3 separate regions of the Homo sapiens genome follow, and regions 2 and 3 are each linked to region 1. The links are chromatin contacts, found by Hi-C in ENCODE. All regions are on one chromosome and are shown on one strand. Each heading gives the region's core, a stretch centred on a gene start or an enhancer-like site at or near the end of the contact. The rest is flanking DNA. Distances are from core to core; before and after follow the strand shown.

Evidence for each region. Hi-C counts contacts between places; a loop is a spot of excess contacts on that map. Pooled maps may share reads with other maps.
Region 2: a loop to region 1 is called in a map of right cardiac atrium, with 3 times the contacts of the local background. The contact joins two enhancer-like sites. A Hi-C loop is called at or near these places in 3 of 168 maps with a recorded cell type or tissue (Right ventricle myocardium inferior, heart left ventricle and right cardiac atrium) and 3 of 50 pooled maps.
Region 3: a map of cardiac septum shows a loop between it and region 1 (2.1-fold over the local background). The contact joins two enhancer-like sites. A Hi-C loop is called at or near these places in 2 of 168 maps with a recorded cell type or tissue (Right ventricle myocardium inferior and cardiac septum) and 4 of 50 pooled maps.

Annotation. Positions count from the first base shown.
Region 1 is chr9:13,443,490-13,447,811 of GRCh38, forward strand. LOC105375977 (a long non-coding RNA gene) reads left to right here. Exons shown (of 4, transcript XR_929484.3): 3 at 2,981-3,104. Among named protein-coding and RNA genes, the nearest start is that of LINC01235, 14 kb to the left of the region's middle. Within about 2 kb of position 1,807, at least 2 of the 41 ENCODE cell types and tissues checked have a DNase peak (open chromatin) inside an H3K27ac peak, as active enhancers do.
Region 2 is chr9:13,936,889-13,941,210 of GRCh38, forward strand. All of the region lies in intron 1 of LINC00583 (long intergenic non-protein coding RNA 583), which reads left to right. LOC101929507 (a long non-coding RNA gene) reads right to left here. Exons shown (of 8, transcript XR_001746621.2): 5 at 3,515-3,620; 6 at 2,773-3,049. Among named protein-coding and RNA genes, the nearest start is that of LINC00583, 11 kb to the left of the region's middle. RefSeq lists an enhancer at 2,660-3,476. Within about 2 kb of position 2,388, at least 2 of the 41 ENCODE cell types and tissues checked have a DNase peak (open chromatin) inside an H3K27ac peak, as active enhancers do.
Region 3 is chr9:13,784,431-13,788,752 of GRCh38, forward strand. No RefSeq gene overlaps it. Among named protein-coding and RNA genes, the nearest start is that of LINC00583, 140 kb to the right of the region's middle. Within about 2 kb of position 1,866, at least 7 of the 41 ENCODE cell types and tissues checked have a DNase peak (open chromatin) inside an H3K27ac peak, as active enhancers do.

The DNA of each region.
Region 1 (4,322 bases), core at 557-3,056:
CCTTCTTTACTTTGCCTCTGTTCTGCAATTCTTTGTCCTGACTACAGAACCCGGCAAATGTGTGAAGCGCACAGGCTACAGTGAGCGCATTGTCAGCCTCTCGGGGCTCCAGCGCCAAATGTTATTATTCTATCATTAGCCTGTAGCTCACGCCAGGGTAAACTGTGCTCTGCTAAATGCCTCCAAACCTTTTTTGCTCTTTTTATTTCCCCAGTTATTTTTAAAATGTATCTTTTCCTTCGTTCGCTCTCTGGCACAGAAAGCTTTGCAAAGTGCATCCAACACACACCCAGTTCCCAAATTCGTGCTTCTCTTCCTTCTTTACATTATTCCACTTGCTTTAAAACCAAAGAACCTTGGGCATAATAAAAACATTGAGAGCTTGCCTATACCACAAATATTTGTGGAAAGCACATGGTGCCATTTTGCCAGACTACTCTTATTTGTTAAACTGAGTTAAGTGTAACGTGATTCCAAAAACTGCCTTTAGAATGAAAGAAAAGGCTTCTAAAGCCAGGGAGATAATTACCGCAATCTGGGTTACAGAAAATGCAAAACAAAGGAGCACAATCCCACTTTGTGTGTGTGTTGTGTGTGCGTCTTTTTGTTTCGTTTTGTTTTGTTTTTTTTCTTTGTTGATGTACCCAAACATGTAAATATTCCATGGCGTGTGTTGTACGAAGATGGAAATCAACCCGAATCTTTCACAGACATAACAAAACATACTCTGTAGTGGACAGTGGCATGTTTGTGGTGGGAATATCTTTTTAGGAGGGAGGGCTTTCTGTCTGTCTTTTTCTCTCCCCATCTAGCACACACACACCCAGGAGTTGCAGTTGTCACTAGTTGCCAAGACTCTGACACCCAACTACCCTTCACTTGAAACTGTCAATCCATTTTTGCACACATAAATAAACGTCGAGTTGCAAAGAATTAGGGTTCTAAAATATTTCATATGAATCCATAAACATGCTAAAGAATCTTCTAATTCCCCTCCCCCATGTTTTTTTTATGGCGATTATTATGCTATCAGTCTCCCTATTGTTGGGAAGGTTGTCCTCTGGGATAGTTTTGTAGACCGGACGGTTCTCAGTTTTCCTTTCTTTGTCTGCCAATTGTTTCTAGATTGAAACCACTTTCTGAGAGAGACAATTATTACCATACGTGTATGTGTATGTAAATATTAATAATCATTGCATGTATGTATATTTATGCATACAAAAATAAACACTATCCCCACACATATTTCTCATTTTTTAAGTACTAGTTCTTGCTTCCATAAAACGATTTGTGTTCCCCAGTTTCTACTTCATAAAATGTACTTTATTAAAGAGAAAGAAAGCAAATCTTGTACATTTCCTTGTTTGATGTTTAGAGTAAGTGAACCTTGCAGGTCTGAGCTAAGCTTTTTGGTATGTTTTAGCTGAGTCCAGATTATGGGCTATAGGTTTCGAAACTAACATCATCCAGTTTTCTCAAAAACCGTCGTGGCAGTTCTCTCTTTAAATTTCATCTGGACTGTCTCTAAAAGCCCTAGCTGACCCCATCATGTCCTTCTTTTATTACTAAACATGCTTCTTTCCACATGCACAATGACATGGTATTTTTCAGGGCAAAAGGCAAAAATATATTAGGGGTTTCTTTCCTTCCAGATGTAGACATCTTGTCACCCGAAGAGCAACCAGAGGACGTAGAAAATGGACCTGATCTCAGATGAGACAAAATAGAGCATGTCACTAAGGTGCATGTAAGGATAAATCCATGCAGCTCTAGAAGCAGGATTTGGCAATAGAACTGTCCCATTGAGCCAAAAAGCCAGCCAGGGCATGGAAGCTTGTTATTATGGCTTGCTCTGTGAGTAAGACCCGCAGGGAGGATGTGAAGGCTGCTTAGTGGGAAGCCTGTTTAGAATATGGGGAAGTAAAAAATGAAATGGGTCTTGAAGGATTCCGAGTCTAATCAGGCTGTGGATATTCCTAACCTTCTTAAAATCTAAAAATAAAAAAAAAAGATAAAATTGCAATTATTTTTAATCCCCAAAGAAGATCATAGATCCCATCTTGAAATTCTGTTACATAAAAGACAGGTAGTTCTAAACATAGACATTTTTAAACTACCCATCAGAAACTGGGTGAGAAGCAGTGCATTGGAGTGAAAGTACAGGCAAGTGCTCATGATTAGAAATTAGCACTAGGCAGTTCATGAGGGAGCTAAGGTGAACCACATTCACAATTTTGGTTAAGAAAGCCTAAAATGCTAACTATCACTATCTGAATGATGTTTAGCATTGTTGGCTCTTCTCTTCTGTGTCTTTCATTTTTGTTTCTAAACATAATTGAATTCTTTTTCTCTTCACTTAATATTAGAATGAACTATGTGACATTTACAGTTTGGCATTTTTGACTTACAAAAATATAATTTATATAGTTCGGCCTAACAATTCTGATAATCTAATTTCTTGTGATTGTTAGAGTCAAGTATTACTTTTATTTTGTTTGTTTTGTTTCTTTTCCTCTGCTTCCACATTTAGTCATCCTTCATATTTTAATGCCTGTTGACATTTTGGAAAAGTGAGTATTTGGTTAAATGAAAAGAAACCATTTAAAACCTGTGTTTAATGTGCACTCTAAATTAGATCATTTTCCCTTCAATTCTATTCAGAGGGCCTCTGTATAGAGCTCAGTTTTCCAGATCATTTGGCTACTGCACATATTAGGGCCAGGATGTCATTTTGATGGCCTCAAGGCCTCTACTTCTCTTCAAGTTTTGAAAAAAGGGCAACTTGATTTTAAAAATAATCCATGTAAAATAATTAGGGTCAGAGAGACAAATGTGTTCATAAGCTCTATTCCAGAAAGTGATCCTTTCATAAACTCAGTTCTCCCGAGGGTGGGGAAGGGAGTTTCCATAAAGTATTGTCCATATGCTTCCTAACGTGTGGGAAAGGGAAAGAATGGCTCTTTCCTCCTCTGTTCTCTAGGAGGGGTCATGCATTCTGGAAAATAATGCAGAGTGGTACAGGCTGAAGCGGAGCGGAGAGGACACTGTTTCAAGATTCCTGCGCCAGCTCCTTCGTTGTTATAGAAGTTGGACTAAATAAAAGGGTAAGGACTATCTGAATGAGAATCTAAAATAGCCAATGCTATGAGAGTTTATTCTAGTGAGAGATTTTCAGCGTGTTCTCCAGATTTTAGGGGAAGAAGACATGAATGGAGAAATTAAAGACCAGATGTATTTTATCTCCTCTGTTGCAATTGGACAGCAGAAAAAGCGGAGCCCAACACACATCATCAGTTTAGGAATAGCAATCAAAAGGAGTTTTAAAAATTTTTATATAACATGGCACAAGTAATGTGTTCATAAAAATCCCAGTTCTATTTTACTTCCCTGGCATATAACAGCTTTAATTTATATTAGTTTAAAAAGTCATGTTGGCATAACTCCTGAATATGAGTTTTGCTTAAAAAAATTTCCATAGCATCACTAGGAACTAAAAATATTAATCTTCATATATCTCAAAATAATAATAACGCACCTTTATACTATTCTTTATAATTACTAAAACTAGAAAAAAATAATATTTATTTTGAAACCAATAGGTGGTGCTATAAATTTCCATATTTTAATTCAAAGCAATATGTTCATTTTACTTTCCATTCCTCAGCGGCATTAGAAATATTCCTAATTATCACAGTATGATTTTTTATGGCAAAAAAAATCCTGCAGTTAGCCACTGCGATCTGTCTCTTTTCCAACAGAAAACTGACTATAACTCAGAGTGAAAGATAAAGGGAATCTACACAATTTTTGACAGAAAAGTAAATTTATGGAAACAGATCCATATATCATTCTTTGTGGTCTCTGTTTTTTTCCCGTAGTTCTTCAACTAATAGGAATGCTATGGAAGAACATAATTTAAATGTTTAATTTAATATTTCATTGTATGAACTCTCCCTAGGGGCTAGATTTATATAAAAAGCCATAACCACAGTAGTGATAGATCACAATTCTGTATTATGGACTCCCAGAATCATGGATCACAGCTTAGAGAACCTTAGAGATCAGGCAGCTGCAGATGAGACAACTGACAAAATAAAAGCCGAAAGTGCTAGAAATAGGCACTTGATATTTGTCATCATGGGAACCAACATGTTTCTGGTATAAGAGCAGTTCTGAACATTGGAAGACACTGACAAATGAAAATCCAAATTCTATTGCATCTTTCAAGTGTAAATAGTATTTTCACACTGACATGTTTCCTTAATGTATATACCCTGAAGATATACATCTAAATCCTTTCCTTCTGTTAGAAAAGCTATGGA
Region 2 (4,322 bases), core at 1,138-3,637, 490 kb after region 1:
CTTCATTTTAGACACAGGGAGGAGAAGAAATTTGCCAAAGATCTTGTAGCTTTGCACAGTGGAGCTGGAACTCAAATCCAGACAGACTCATTTTATCTCTTAATTACAATTCCACATTACCACATAGTTGGCATTTAGTAAGTATTTGTTAAATCAATGTGTTTGTTTGACAAAAGATATTTTCCAAGTAGCTATGGTCAGACACTATACATGATATGGGAGAGCAAGCAGCAAGGAAATAGAGAGTCCAACCCTCATGAGGTGTGTACTTTAATTCTTAGTTGTGTTAAATGCCCTTTTATTTTTTCATCGTTGTCGATTCTTATTTTTCCAGCACAGTTCAATTGTTAATGCTGTGCAGTATTAACTGTTTCACAGATCTGTCCCAGAAATTTTGTCTTTGGAGAGTTTTGTAATTGAATGCCATATTCGTAATAGTTCTGAGCTTTTTTGAGCCTTGCACATTAAAAAAAAAGAAGGGTGGGGAGGAGACAGGAAATTATAGAGTGCTCATTGACAAAAAGAAGCATAATAGTCCATCGGACACTTCTTTTTTTAGTGCCCTAAAATTGATAAGTGATATTGAACAACACTGTGGACGAACTTGTACACCTGTTTGCAGAAGATGCAAGAACAATTTAGTTTACACTCAGCAGAAGCTCAGAAAATTAAATTCCATTATAATTTTATGATAGCATTTTTATGTCCGGAGTTCTGTCCCAGAGCACTACCCAGAGAAGTGCATGGCCACTATAAATAAGAAGACCTTTATTAGTATAGTTTGCAACATTTTTGAAAAGCTGAAAAATTATGAATCCTCTTTACCAAAAACAAGGATCTACGGGTTAAAACACAAACATACATAGCCACACCTCCAGATTCAATTTTGCATTTAATTGCAGTGAGTTGATAAACCTGAGGCCAATTTATGGACTCAAAGGACCCCAAATTAAGAATTTCTGATCTAGAAGAATACACGTTTACAACGTTAAAGTTTAATAGGCAAATGAGTCATTAAGTTGACTCAAAAACAGTGGAGTTTTTTAAATGTAGATTCTGATTTAGTAAGTCTGAGTTGGGGCCTGCGATTTGGCATTTCTGAGAAGCTCTCAGATTATGTCACTGCTGCCAGTCCATAGATCATATATTGAGTAGCAAGGCCTGAGATAATCTCTCAAATGTCAGTGATCTCAGTTCGGCTTTTGATAAGACTGGGGAGTCAAGGATTTGAAATTGAGTTTCCTGGTCAGTACCTATAATCCAAATTTTTAGAAGCATTCGTTAAGAAGTAATTCATTTGCTGTAGACATTAAGGTTGCTAGAAACACTGAAAACATGACATGATTTCTCACTCTGTCCAAATGCCTCAGCACTTGTGCACAGAAGTGGCCTTCAGGAGAATCTGCATACAAGGCTAACATTGTCTACATGAAGAATTTGGATTTGCTCAAATACTTGAGTACTTGGTAAAGGCACGAGTGTTTTCTGCCATAAGATAGGGTATTCTTTGGCAGCTGTAACCAAAGGTTTTGGTATTAATCCAAAAAAATTAATATATTAAATCATTGATAGACACCAAATCAATAAAGTAAATTGAAAACTAAAATTGCTTTAGTTGTAGGTGGTGGGACGTGGAAAGGGAAAGCCAGAGATTTCTGGAAACTCCCCAGCTATATTTGTACCTTGAGGGTGCCTCTTGAAAATCTTAAGTAAGCTCATTGGAAACATGTCTTGAAAAACACTGCAGAATGACCTGAAATGAATGGTTTGGATCTATGTTACTAACAGGTCACCTCAAGAGTGTGAGTATCCATTTCTGAAGGTTTGCCCAATATATTCACTTCAGGGATTGAAGAGTTAAAGAAATCTGGATTTGAACCATCCTTTTCACACTCAGATCTGCTACTCTAAAAGTCTATGAGTCCATTCTTTTCTAACTTAATTAGGACCTGGAATTTAAGTGCAGTGTCAAGCATTTTGATATTTGTCCATCCTTCCCTCTCCCAGGGTGAAGAGGCTTTTTTTTTCATGGCCAGAAGTCACTGGTAATGAGTTAGATAATTATATTCTATTGTTGAGAACCTAGACCTGCTCATTCTTTTCCTCACTTTCAATTGTGTGTGTGTGTGTGTGTGTGTGTGTGTGTGTGTGTGTGTGTGTGACAATATTAACTTCACTTAACTGCTGGAAATTGCAGGGAGCAGACAACTGCAGCTGAAAGAGGTGAAACAAAGAAAAGAAGGAAAAAAAGAGGAGGGAAAAGCTTTGCTGCAGAGTTTTTTTCTTAAGGGAGGAAGAAAAAGATTTTGTATTTCATAACACAGAGCATTAAAATGATGTAGCCCCACACAATGAAAACCTTGTGTTTTATTAAAGTGAAAAGCCTTGCTCAAGGCCTCCATTACTCATTTCCGGATGGAATGGCAAAACTTCAAGTTTGAAAAGACTCAAGTAGCTACAATCAAACTTTCCCTGGTAGCAGCTGATAACACAGCACTTTCCAGAAATCCATTTTGTAGATTCTGCAGATCAGCTATTTTCAGGACTCTCAGAGGCTGAACTCTGCACAAAAGGGGTAGCAGCACAGAAAGCCTGGAGATACTTAGTGCTGTAAGAATGTTTTCCACTACTTTAGGGTGGAAACTGATGGGAAATTCAATGGGTGGGTAAAAAGGTCACTACCATAATGCGAAGACCAATGTTTCAGTATCTCCATCCCACAACTCAAAAGGACCAAGGCAAAAGTACCCAAAACCCTGTTACCCCACTCACCTTCCCCTTCAACCAGAAGGACGGGGTTCAGAGACTCAGGGGTAGACGTCAGGTAGCAAACAGCAAATCTCCTGCCAGTTCCTCATTTATGCTGGAGAACAGGCACCTGGTCTTCATTAACATTGCTGCGGTAGTTAATGCGTTGCAGGTGTGAAAGTGTGTGGCTGAAATCTGACAAAACACCTGTCTTTTGTGGCACCATTAGATCTGCCTAGTGTGGGACACGACCCCCTCGGGTGTGCTTTCTCCTGCCTTGAAAGCCACAGTAAGCATTGTCCTGTAATTACAAAATCAGAGTCATCATTGCTGGGAAGAATTCCTTAACAAATTATACCTAATTAGTCTGAAATTACCTTTAATTCATGGTGAAACCATAGGCTTAACTGTGTTCTATAACACCTTCCTTTTTATCTTTATGCAAATATGATTATACACTATCAAACTGGCACCACCAGGCATAAAAAACAGCTGCAGCTAGTTCTTTGGTTACTAAATGGGAACTGGACGCATGCCATTGATTATGTTTTCTGAAATGCTGCATCAAAAAAAATAATAATAATATCAGCCAGTTCCTTCTCTGTGAATTCTAGTTTTCTTCCCCACCCACAGAATCCTACTTGAAAGCTGTGAGATTGATCTCCCTTGCCCAACCCCCTACCTCCTCACCACATTTTCTGCAGAGACGTGTGTACATCTTGCTGCCGCCCAATCTTTTAGAATGTCATTAAGTGTCAAAACATACCTCATTTTATTTCTGATCACAGCTTCTTATGATATGGCTTATTTGGCTCTCATTCTCATCTCAAATCTTCACAAAACTTTTGATTCAATGCAATTTGATTCATGTACTGTGGATTAAAAAGTTACTCATGTAGCAGGCATTGATCTACGAGATTTACATATACTCTGTTATCTAATCCTGGCTGCAGTCCTATCCACTATGTACTACTATTATTATCCCCTTTTTGCAGATAAGGAAACCAAGGCATAGAGATGTTATATATCTTACATGAGGTCAGGAAGCTAGAAGAGACAGAGCCAACAATCTTGCTCAAGCCATCTGTTTCTAGCATGCTCTTATCCCTTCTAATAGGCATTCCCAATGATGTCCAAGGTCTTTCTAATTGACACTGATTACTTTCAATTCTCCTATCACACTTCTGAGCACAACATTGTAGGAAAATTTTTCCAGTTAGTTGGCATATAAAGGTGAAAAGTTTCATTGTCATCAGAGAAAGAAATCATAGCTGACTCCTCCGTTGAATCCATACAATTTGTGTAGCAATTATATTTCCTCCTCTACTCCAATGAAGGCATTTTTAGAACCAAAGTCATATTTTCTGTTTCTTTAAAAACAAAAACAAGCTGAGTGTATCATAGGTATTTTAAAATATGCATGTCTTCTAACTGGATCATACTTAGGTAACTTTTGCTCTGATACGAAAAATGTTTGAGATGCTTTCTCAAATTAAACCAGAGTTTAATTCTTCAGAAAGCAATTAAAAATATTAAATGCTTTTAGATTTTAAGGTCTGTTGCTTCTTTCTGCA
Region 3 (4,322 bases), core at 616-3,115, 340 kb after region 1:
ATTTAGCCTTCTCATATTCTTTTGGAATAAGTTAAAAATAAAATAATGCATAAAAGTAAGGTGTTCATTAATTTTTAACTTAAAGCAGTATGTATTTTTTTATATTACAGAAGCAACACATAATTATTATAGAGATATTAGATAACACTGATTATCTAAAGAGCATCAAAAGAGAAAATAGATGATCAAAGATCATCAAAAAGAAGAAAGTAGAAAATACATATAATTCCAAACCCAGGTATTTACTATTTGGTAGCTTGTTTTTTCAACACATCAATAGAGAAAATGCATTTTCCATGTTCTTTTGATGTGTACATAGTATATCTGTTGATTAATTTTTGAGTAGTATATTGTATTCTATTGCATGTATATACCTAAGTATAATTAATTGTCTATTAATTTGGGGCTTTCAAAATGTTTCATAATGTTCACTGTTATATACAGTATTACAATGAACATCTTCGAAGCTAAATCTTTAAAAATATTCTCAATAGTTTCATTTTAATAAGCTAGATTAATTTTAAAAGTATTAAAATAATTATAGATCTGATACCAATGAAGATCAACTCAATCAAGTCAGTCTCTCTCTCTCCCGCCCCTGCTTTTTTTTTTTTTTTTTTTTTTTTTTTGAGATAGATTCTCACTCTATTATCCAGGTTGGAGTGCAATGGCACAATCTCAGCTCACTGAAACCTCTGCCTCCCGGCTTCCAGCGATTCTCATGCCTCAGCCTCCCGAGTAGCTGGTACTACAGATGCCTGTCAACATGCCCCCCTAATTTTTTTTTTTTTAGGAGAGACAGGGTTTTGCCATGTTGGCCAGGCTGGTCTGGAACTCCCAGCCTCATGTGATCCGCCCAAAGTGCTGGAATTACAGGTGTGAGCCACCACACCCAGCCAATGTCTCTACATCCATCTCTTTGATTTTACTCTTGACCAGTATTTCTCAAACGTCCTTTTACTTGAAGAAAAAAAATTTATGACTTCAATCCTTCTAAGTCACTTTTTGAATCACACAGCTTCTTATATATTTACAAATATAAAAGCAGGAATGAATCCATATGCTACAGATATTGGTGAGTTGCAGTTGTGGTCTCTGAAAGGTGGTATCCATGTAGTCACATTTTTCAAAATAAATAAAAGATCTGCTGAGTTTGATGAGGTTTAAAAAGGTATGAGTCCTATCCAGGACTATGATTTAGTCCTCACACATAGTCTACTAGCCCTTATAACCTTTTAAAAAATGTATGATTAATAAAACATTTTTCATTGACTTATTCCTGGAGCTTTGCTTCCATTGAGACCACCTGGGGCTTGGAGCACCCAGATTCTCTAGTGAGCTGATCTGAATGCTATGCCTTCAAATTGCCTACCTGAAGCCTCCACCCCTTCCTCAACTAAAGGATGAAAATCGAAGCCAGAAGTTCAAAATACACCTCTGATTTTGAAGAGGCTGTTGGGATTCTTAAATAACAACAAAAAGTAGTTTGGTGCTCTTCTCTGCACATGCTACAGTAAGCCTTTAGGGGAATGTTCTGAGAGTGATTACTGTCGTGGTAAGCAATGGTTTTTGTAGGTGCTGGTTTGTGGGGTGATTACTTGGGCTTAATCTCTTTCTCATGGGTAAATGTGAAGCCTCTCCAGTTCACATTTGTTATTCAGGCAGAAATCAACTGAAATTTGTCTATAAGAAGATATTGGGCTGGCCCCTGTTTTGCCTCTTAGCGCCCTTCCTTACCTATCCTACATGCAAGCTCCCCACTGGGAAAGGGCAGCTTCCTCCATGGGATCTGTCTTGTATCTTGTCTCCATATTGTTGCTGGGAAACCTCTTCTTGAAGTCAAGTGATAAAGTTGCACTTCTGTTTCCAATGGCGCCCGTCCAGCCCGAAGTGAGACTGGCTGCTTTGTGAGAGCTTCTCAACTGGGTCGCCAAGCACAGTAGTGCAGCTGGAAAGTGTTTTCTCACTGTTGTGCCCCAAGACTGCGGTTAGTTTCAAATTCCTATGAATGTGACTAAAAAATGTTTGTGTTTTAGCCACAATCACTAACAAATTACACTCAGCTATTCAACGCACAGACCAAAAGAGAGCCTGACCCCATTATCAAAACTCAAACCCAGATGGTGAGGAGTCCCAGCCTAATGAGGGCCTCTCAGTCATTTCAAACAAATTTCTTGTCAATCATGCCACATTGCATATGGGGGTCTTCTTTCAAAGACATCCAAGTTTGAGGACTCAGAGGCTTTCCACGGCTAAGCAATGCCTTCCTCCTAAAATTACTCATTTTTCAAGAGCTTTGAGAAAATCCTCTTCTCTCCTTTTCCTCCCTTCCTTCCCTAAAAAGAAAAAAAAAAATCTATCCTGTCTACACTAGACAACTTTATCAGACTCAAATATCAAAATTGGAGCAGCCAGAAAGTCTGAACTACATTCTTGGCTCACTCATCAGGGAAAGAAAAAAACAAAATGAACTCAGAAGAAAAAGAAAGACAATATCAAAAAGCTTTATTGAATAGTCTTCTGAATGTAAAATAAATTTACCAGAAACTGTAATTCCAGGATCCAATGCTCACTTTGATTGCAATAAAGAGTTAGAAAGAAAACCACACTGTTGTCTGGAACTTGACAAAGGTACAAAGAGAATCCCCTGTTTTTCCATCTTTCTAGATGAGATGCAGAATTTTGCCCTCTGCCCAAAAGGCTTTGGCCTTACAGGTCTGTCTTGACCCTGTGTTTGCTCCTGTTCCATTTGGTTCTTTCCTTACTCTCAGTGAATCAAAGCCTGACCTCTCCTTGGCTTTTTCTCCTTTCTCAATACTCCATGCACGCTTCTCTGACTATGAAGTGTCGCCCCTGATGTTCTCTCTGGCATCTCTTGCAGGCTGCCATGCTTAGTGGTAAATTCCCTCCCCTGGAGAGGCAGTCACAGCTGTGTGTCCTACGAAAGGACTGAGCTGCTTGCTGCGTGCAAAGTAGAAGAAAACCAGTGTAAATCGCAGTCCTAATTGCCCATATGGGAGATTTGCAAAGAAGGAAGTGAGTACAATGAAAGAGCAGGGCAAGTCGTAAGCAGAAGGCTGAGACCGGAGTGCTGAGGGAAAAGCAGCCACCATATCAAGAAGTTCAGAAATTGTTTCTGCTACTGCTGCTGAGGATTCAAAGAGGGTTTTAGAATAAAACAAAGTCCGCTGGTGTGAGGACTGAACTCCATTTTCTGTGTGAGTCTGAGTAAAGAGAAAGATAAACAGAACCTTTCACCGATAGGCATATTTTAGAGTTCAAGTGTGACATGATGTGTCCAAAATAGATTCCACATGATTGGAGCAGATCCAGAATCCCAGTCCCTGAATAGCAATCAGTGTTGGAAGCTAAGAGCCGGCATCCACTATCATCACATGAAACATGGAAGAAACGGCAAATCCTATACAGCTGTTAGTGAGTAAGGACAAGCCATACATGGAGCTGTATGCTATGGGCACATTTTCTTAAATTACACAGCTTATTTTAAATTGAGGGTCTATTTGACTTTTTACATGTCTTTTAATGAATACCCAGACTTTACAAAACTTTCTTTTCATGAATTTTCCTTTCAAAGAAGGAGAGTTATGCTCTTTGCAATATTCAATCCAGGCAGAACTAATGACCCAAGGGCTTCATGCTAGTTTATTTTCATAAAAAGCTCCCCTTAATTTGAAATCACATAGGGTTCCAAGAATCTCAGAAGACAGAGGCCAAAAGTCCAGGGCCCTATATGACTTCGTCATGAAGAAGGCTGAGAGATGGTGGGAAGCTTCACTTTCAGGACCAGGTAGACTGTCCTATGTGGTCTGTCACTCTCTGACAATTTTCAAATAGGAGAAGAGGGGAGGAAAAATTGAAGAAGAAAGGAGGCAGGGAGTGAGAAAAAGAAGAGGAAAGAGAAAATGAGGCACTAGAAGAGAGATGAGGTTCATGGGACTCAGACATTTTCTCTTCTATTTAAGGACAACTATTTTCCTTTAAAATAGTCACCAGAAGGCCTTCAAGATCAGTCCCTCCCATGTGGCTAATGTTTAGAACATTTAAGAAATCTTTAAAACTTTTATAATTTGAGAGGGTCAGTTGTAGGTCATTTTCCAGCACACACACACACACACACACACACACACACACACACACACAAATCTAAAGGGCTCTTGTTGCTAAATGCATGTTTGTGAGAGATTGTCAATCAATGAACGATCCCTTGTGCCATGTTTTTTGGAGCCATACTACTATCAAAGTAAGAAAAGTAGCAATAAATGAAGAATCAAGCACTTATGGAGAAATGGCTGGTACAGCCA